Regions from separate parts of the Homo sapiens genome. Here region 1 is linked to region 2. Evidence: chromatin contacts called from ENCODE Hi-C or POLR2A ChIA-PET data. All regions are on one chromosome and are shown on one strand. Each heading gives the region's core, a stretch centred on a gene start or an enhancer-like site at or near the end of the contact. The rest is flanking DNA. Distances are from core to core; before and after follow the strand shown. Region 1 overlaps CDC25C (cell division cycle 25C). Region 2 overlaps KDM3B (lysine demethylase 3B).

The links. Hi-C counts contacts between places; a loop is a spot of excess contacts on that map. ChIA-PET counts read pairs that join two places held with the same protein, here RNA polymerase II (POLR2A). Pooled maps may share reads with other maps.
Region 1: a map of mammary epithelial cell shows a loop between it and region 2 (11-fold over the local background). The contact joins two enhancer-like sites. A Hi-C loop is called at or near these places in 5 of 168 maps with a recorded cell type or tissue (PC-9, gastrocnemius medialis, mammary epithelial cell and 1 more) and 7 of 50 pooled maps. POLR2A ChIA-PET finds 5 or more read pairs at or near these places in 3 of 52 experiments (H1, activated naive CD4-positive, alpha-beta T cell and naive thymus-derived CD4-positive, alpha-beta T cell).

Annotation. Positions count from the first base shown.
Region 1 is chr5:138,303,884-138,307,594 of GRCh38, forward strand. The region is part of intron 7 of CDC25C (cell division cycle 25C); the gene reads right to left. Among named protein-coding and RNA genes, the nearest start is that of CDC25C, 26 kb to the right of the region's middle. RefSeq lists a silencer at 3,401-3,576. Within about 2 kb of position 2,133, at least 4 of the 41 ENCODE cell types and tissues checked have a DNase peak (open chromatin) inside an H3K27ac peak, as active enhancers do.
Region 2 is chr5:138,406,420-138,410,184 of GRCh38, forward strand. The region is part of intron 11 of KDM3B (lysine demethylase 3B); the gene reads left to right. Among named protein-coding and RNA genes, the nearest start is that of REEP2, 31 kb to the right of the region's middle. Within about 2 kb of position 1,757, at least 2 of the 41 ENCODE cell types and tissues checked have a DNase peak (open chromatin) inside an H3K27ac peak, as active enhancers do.

The DNA.
Region 1 (3,711 bases), core at 883-3,382, 100 kb before region 2:
GGACACAGTGTGAAGGAAGGGCTTTAGATAGGAGCAGGGACACTTCGTGCTCTGTGGCAAGAGCGACTGCAGATTATATGGGTATAAAAGGAGATTGATTGCTGTATCTGGTGAGAAAAGAAGGCAGTTTTCTTCTGATAGCATCTGTTTTCTCTTCACAACAAAACACTTCAAACTGCATATGACTAAAGTCATCCTTGATCTCATCCTTCCTTCACAGCCTGCACCCAACCCTTCAAGTCCTGTTGATTCTCTATCCAAAATATATATATCTATGTATCTTTTTACTTTTTTAATTTTTTTGAGACAGGGTCTTGCTCTGTTGCCCAGGCTGGAGAGCAGTGGTGTGATCGTGGTTCACTGCAGCCTCAAACCCCTGGGCTCAAGCCATCCTCCCACCTCAGCCTCCTGAGTAGCTGGGACTACAGGCATACACACCATGCCTGGCTTTTTTTTTTTTTTTTTTTTTTTGTAGAGACATGTTGCTGAGGCAGGCAGACAAAATATATTTTGAATGCATCCATTTCTCTGTCTCCATAGTCAACACCTTAGTTCAGGCTACCACCAACTGTAGCTAGGACTAACACAATGGCTCCTACTCTTACCTGCTTCCAACTCTTTTTTTTTTTTTCTCCTTTTTGAGGCAGGGTCTCCCTTTGTTGCCCAGGCTGGAATGCAGTGGCACGATCATGGCTCACTGCAGCCTTGACCTCCTGGGCTCAAGCAATCCTACTGTCTCTGCCTCCCAAGTGGCTGGGACTACAGGCATGCACTACCACATGCAACTAACATTTTTTTATTTTTAGTAGTGATGAGGTTTTGCTATGTTGCCTAGACTGGTCTCAAACTACTGAGCTCAAGCAACTCTCCTGCCTCAGCCTCTCAAATTGACAGGATTACAGGTGAAAGCCAAACCACCCGTTGACTTCCAACTCTTAATCCTTTCTAATCTGTTCCCCATCCATCAACAAGAGTGGTCTTCACAAAACAAATCAGACCATATTATTCCCCTGCCTAAAGCCCTCCCTTCAGTAGCAACTCATTGTACTTAGAATAGAATCCAAACACTCACCATAGCCTAAAGACCCTGCGTGATCTACCTCCTGACTACTTATTCTTTCCCAGCTCACATAACACTCCTCTCATTCACTGACTTCTCAGTCCCTCCAACATGTGAAGACCTTTTCCACCTGGGGCCTCTGTACCTGCAACATTCCTTCTTCATGAAATGCTCCTGCCTCTACTCTTGTCATATATGATTCCTTCACAATTAGAGTGGCCCTAACTTAATACCAGCTTGTCCGGGACTTTCCCAGCTTTAGCAATGGAAGCCCCATATCCTAGAACATTCTAGTCCCAGGCAAACAGAGAGTTCATCACCCGATTCTTAACCAAATATCTCCCACTTGTGGAGATCTTCCCTTATTATTCTCCATTTAAAGATTTCCTTTTGTTAGCCTCTATTTCAGACCTCATTTTGTTTCCATCATTACACTTGGACTATTTGCAATTACTAAATTATTATTATTATTATTAGAAATGGGGTCTTGCTCTGTCACCCAGGCTGGATTGCCCAGGCATGATCATGGCTCACTGTAGCCTTGAACTGCTAGACTCAAACAGTCCTCCCACCTCAGCCTCTGGAGTAGCTAGGACTACAGGGGCACACCACCATGCCTGGCTAATTTTTATTTTTTTGTAGCGATGGGGGCTTACTGTGTTGCCTAGGCTGGTCTCAAACTTGTCGACTCAAACTATCCTTCTGCCTCAGACTCCCAAAATGTTGGGATTACAAGTGTGAGCCACCACACCCAGCCCAAAATCTAAATTATTTTGTCTGTTATGGCAGACATTTACAATTTGGCTGCCTAACATACTGTTTCAGTAAAATCTAAAGTTAGAGAGGCAGTCCTGCCTCCTCATGAGGTGGCCAATGGGAGACAGATATTCCCTTTTCCATGCCCTTGTGACCAACTAGATATTCCTGCCTGGGATTTTCAACCTTAAAGAAGCTCAAAAAGCAAAGGGTTGGTCCAGACTTTTTATGGTGGCTGCATCACAGTAGAGAATATACTAGGTGGTAGCAAATATCCATGAGCAGCACAGTCTATCTAGCAGCAAGCCTGATCATGTTCCATGGCAGGGTGCCAGTAACGGTGGCATTGAGTGTCTAGCCAGCAAGTGGTGGCATCCTGAGCTCAATGTTCCTGGAATAGTATTTTGGCTGGGCCTTACTTTGTTTTCCAGCCTTCCTTGTAATTCTGAGTTCCTCAGTACCCTCCAGAAAAATCCCTTTTCTGCTTGAGGAAACTAGAATCAGTTTCTATTATTTGCAACCAAGAACTCTAACTAGAATATCTATTAACTTGAAAAAAATTTTTGTTGTTTTGATGCATCCCTGACAAGAATATAAATTCTAGTCTGTTTTGTTCACCATCGTATCACCAGTGCCTAGCACACTTCCCAACATGTAGCAAGTACTCAATAAATATTTTTTAAGTAAAGAAATGAATGAAAAATCACTAAGGTTACGACAATCTCCAAGGAGGTCACTGCTTTATACAAGTATCTATTTATTTCCGTTTATTATTATTATTATTATTATATTTTGAGACAGGGTCTCACTCTGTCACCCAGGCAGGAGTGCAGTGGCGCAATCTCGGCTCCCTGCAACCTCCACCTCCCGGGTTCAAGCAATTCTCCTGCCTCAGCCTCCCAAGTAGCTGAGATTACAGGTGCATACCACCATGCCCAGCTAATTTGTGTATTTTTAGTAAAGACGGGGTTTCATCATGTTGGCCAGGCTGGTCTCAAATTCCTGACCTCAGGTGATCTGCCCACCTCAGCCTCCCAAAGTGCTGGGATTACAGGCGTGAGCCAATGTGCCTGGCCTATTTTTTTTTTTTCCATTTAACATCAAAGAGGTAAAACAGTAACAAAAAAAAATCCCTATTCCTTTTCTTTTTTTTTTCCTTTTTGAGACAGAGTCTCGCTCTGTTGCCCATGCTGGAGTGCAGCGGCACGATCTCAGCTCACTGCAATCTCTGCCTCCCAGGTTCAAGTGATTTTCCTTCCTCGGGCTCTTTAGTAGCTGGGATTACAGGTGCATGCCACCATGCCTGGCTAATTTTTGTATTTTTAGTAGAGACGGGGTTTTGCCATGTTGGCCAGGCTGGTCTCGAACTCCTGACCTCAAGGGATCTGCCTGCCTCGGCCTCCCAAAGTGCTGGGATTACAGGCATGAGCCACCGTGCCCAGCCCCCTATCCCTTTTGTAACCTAAAACCTACTGCTATGCATATTCTTATAGGATGGGCCATCAATCAAAAATGACTTTATGGCCATGCATGGTAGCTCACACCTGTAACCCTAGCACTTTGGGAGGGTGAGGCAGGCAGATCACTTGAGCCCAGGAGTTAAGACCAGCCTGGGCAACATGGTGAAATTGTCTCTACAAAAATTAGCTTGGCATGGTTGCATGTGCCTGTAGTCCCAGCTACTCGGGAGGCTGAGATGGAAGAATCGCCTGAGCCCAGGAGGTTGTGACCTGCAGTGAGCCCTGATCACGCCACTACACTCCAGCCTGGAAGACAGACTGAGACTGCCACAAAAAAAAAAAAAAAAAAAAAGAAAAAGAGAAAGAAGGAAAAAAAGAAAGAGAAAATGACTGCATAAGAGTTACAATCTAAGAAAATGAGCCCATAAAAGGACA
Region 2 (3,765 bases), core at 507-3,006:
GATCACCTGAGGTCAGGAGTTCGAGACCAGCCTGGCCAACACGGTGAAACCCTGTCTCTACTAAAAATACAAACAAAATTAGCTGAGCATGGTGGCAGGCACCTGTAGACCTAGCTACTCAGGAGGCTGAGGCAGGAGAATCACTTAGGTGGAGGTTGCAGTGAGCTGAGGTCGCGACATTGCACTCTAGCCTAGGCAACAAGAGTGAAACTCTGTCTCAATAAAAAAAAAGAAAAGTTAAACAATTAACTTTTTAAAAGAGTATAAATGAGAAAAAGATATTTTATATGTGCTAATCTTCTGCCTACATGATGAAAAAGAGAAGGTACAGTTTACCAATGAGAGAATGAGAGATGTAGGCACAGTGGCGTGTGCCTATACTCTCATCTATTTGAGAATCTTAGGTGGGAGGATCACTTGAATCCAGGAGTTTGAGACCAGCAGGGGAACATAGTGAGACCCTATCTCTTTAATAATAAAAAAAAAGAATGTGAGGACCTCAATGCAGATCTTTTAGACATTAAAAGGATAAGTAAAATTATGAACATTATTATGCCAATAATTTTTTTTTTTTTTTTTTTTTTGAGACAGCGTCTATCTCTGTCGCCCGGGCTGGAGTGCAGTGGCACGATCTCAGCCCACTGCAACCTCCATCTCCCGGGTTCAAGCGATTCTCCTGCCCCAGCCTCCCAAGTGGCTGGGATTATAGGTGTGTGCCACCAAACCTAGCTAATTTCTGTATTTTTAGTAGAGACGGGGTTTTGGCATGTTGGTCAGGCAGGTTTCGAACTCCTGACCTCAGGTGACCTGCCTGCCTCAGCCTCCCAAAGTGCTGGGATTACAGGTGTGAGCCACCACGCCCAGCCTATGCCAATAACTTTTACAGCTTAGATATAATGGACAAATTCCATGAAAAACACAAACCATCAAAATTCCCTCGAGAACAAATAGAGAACCTAAATAACTTTACATTAAGAACTTGGTCTTTTCCTCTTGGAAGCCCCCTCTCTCTCACTAGAGAGAGAGCTGATTTCCTTTCTTTATCTTTCTCTCTTTTGCCTGTTAAACCTCCACTCCTAAATTCCTCATGTGTGTCCGTGTCCAAAATTTTCCTGGCACGAGATGATGAACCTCAGGTATTTACCCCAGACAACGTAGCTGCTTCATACTGGGGACCTCGTCCCAGATATCAAGGTACAGCATTCATCAAAACGCAACATCTGGTGGAGGCAAACCAGTGTTACAACCCATCGGAATGGCTAACAGCAATCAAACTCCAAATGGTGCTGCAGACAGAACCACACATGGACGTGCCTTTCTTCCGAGGACTCTTAGATCGGCCCCAGGAGGAGCCCTACCTGCTGTTCCCCACACAACACCTCTTTTCAGCAGGAAGTAGCCAGAAAGAGTCCTCGTCCAACAGCCCCTAATAGTAGTTAGGGTTACCACTCCAGAGCGGGGAATGATACAGGTGTTAAGAAGAAATTACTTAGGTGGATACTGAGGGTACAGAAGTCCTTGGTAAGGTTTTCCATTTAATGAAAAGCAGCCCCAAATTATTTTCTTTCTAACAAAGAGCAGCCTGTAAAATTCAGTTGCAGACATAGATGTTAGCAGTTATGAAATCATGTTCAAGATGGGAGCTTCATCTTCCCTTCGCTTTGTCAACCATATGTACAGTAAGGAGCAGACAAGATGGCACCAGCCAAGGGGAAAGTTCATTTGCATAATAACATTAGGGTGGGGTAGCCAGCCTTCCCCTAAAGCTATGTAAACATCATACCTGATTGAACCAATCTGTAATCCCTATGTAAATCAGACGCCGCCGCCTCAAGCCTGAGTAAAATCCAGCACATCTGCCACCAACTGGTCTGGGAGTCCCCTCTCTCACGAGAGAGAGCTGTTTTACTTTCTCTTTCTTTCTTTTTTTTTTCTTTTTTTCCTATTAAACCTTTGCTCCTACACTCCTTAAAAAAAAAAAAAAGAAAGAAATTGAATTTGTAGTTTCAAAAATCTTTCAACAAAGAAAACTTAAGGTCTAGATGGTGGCCTTACTAGTAAATTATAGCAAACATTTAAGGAGGAAATAATACCAATTATACACACAGTCTTTCAGAAAATGGGAGGAAGCACTTACCAGCTCGTTTTATGAAGCCAGCATTATACTAATATCAAAACCAAATAAAGACATGAGAAGCATAGAAAGTTACAGCCCCAGTATCCATCATGAACATAGATGTAAAAATATTCTATAAAACTTAAGCAAGTTTAAGTCAAGAGATATATAAAAAGAATAATACATCATGAACAAATGGGGTTCACTTGAAAATCAGTGCAGTCCACTATATTAGTAGACTAAAAAATAACCACATGATCTCAAGATATAGCAGAAAAATCATTTGTCTAAATTATCAAAAACCTAGGCTATGCATTCTCATCAGGTGAAAATTGGCTCTTGCTTGGGAGGGAGAATCTAAAATGTTAACAATTTTTTGTGCCCTTTCAGGGGGCCATAATACATAAACAGATATACAGTATATCTGGTATTAAAATTTCTTGGGTGGAGAGCACAATGACCACAAAACAAAGTCTGAAAAGGCTCTTTGGAGAATGATAATGAAATAATGTTTGAAAAACACAACTATGTATAAGTAGAATATCATATAATATGAAAGATTGACTTCTTCCTCTTAGGTTCAGGAACAAAGCAAGGATGTCAGCTTTTGTAACTTCTATTCAGTATTTTACTGGAGTTAGTGGTCAGTATGAAGAAATAAAAGGGAAAAAGGGGAAAAGGAAAACAAAAGAAGAGACATACAGATTGGAAAGAAGTAAAATGATTTTTATTCTCAGACAACATGATCATCTATGTAGAAATCCAGAGATCTACAAAAAAGCTAATATTATAATGAGTTTTTTCAATATTACATGATACAAAGTCAACATACAAAGATCAATTATTTTTCTGTATGATAGCAATGAACAATTAGAAATTGAAATGTAATGGGAGGTTGAAGCAGGAGAATTCCTTGAACCTGGGAGGCAGAAGCTTCAGTGAGCCGAGCATCATAAAATCATGAAGTGCTTAGGGACAAATTTAGCCAATACCTACAAGACACATACACTGAAGACTACAACATATTACTGAGAGAAATTAAAGAATACCTAAATAAATGAAGAGATATACCATATTTGTGGATCCAAAGATTGAATATGGGCTGCGTGTGGTGGCTCATGTCTGTAATCCTAGCACTTTGGGAAACTGAAGTGGGAGAATCACTTGAGGCCAGGAGTTTGAGACCAGCCTGGGCAACACAGCAAGATCCCATCTCTACAAAAAAATTGTTAAAAGATAAAGAAAAAATAACAATAATGAAAAATAGGCCGAGCGCCGTGGCTAACTCACGCCTGTAATCCTAGCGCTTCGGGAGGCCGAGGCAGGCAGATCACCTGAGGTTGGGAGTTCGAGACCAGCCTGACCAACATGGAGAAACCCTGTCTCTACTAAAAATACAAAATTAGCCAGGCATGGTGGCACATGCCTGTAATCCCAGCTTCTCGGGAGGCTGAGGCAGGAGAATTGCTTGAACCTGGGAGGCAGAGGTTGCAGTGAGCTGAGATCGTGCCATTGCACTCTAGCCTGGGCAATGAGCGAAACTCCTTCTTAAAAGAAAAAAAGAAAAGAAAAGAAAAGAAAAATAGAGGGTTGAATACTAAGACGTCACTTCTTCTAAATTGATATGTAATTAAATGCAATTCCAAATC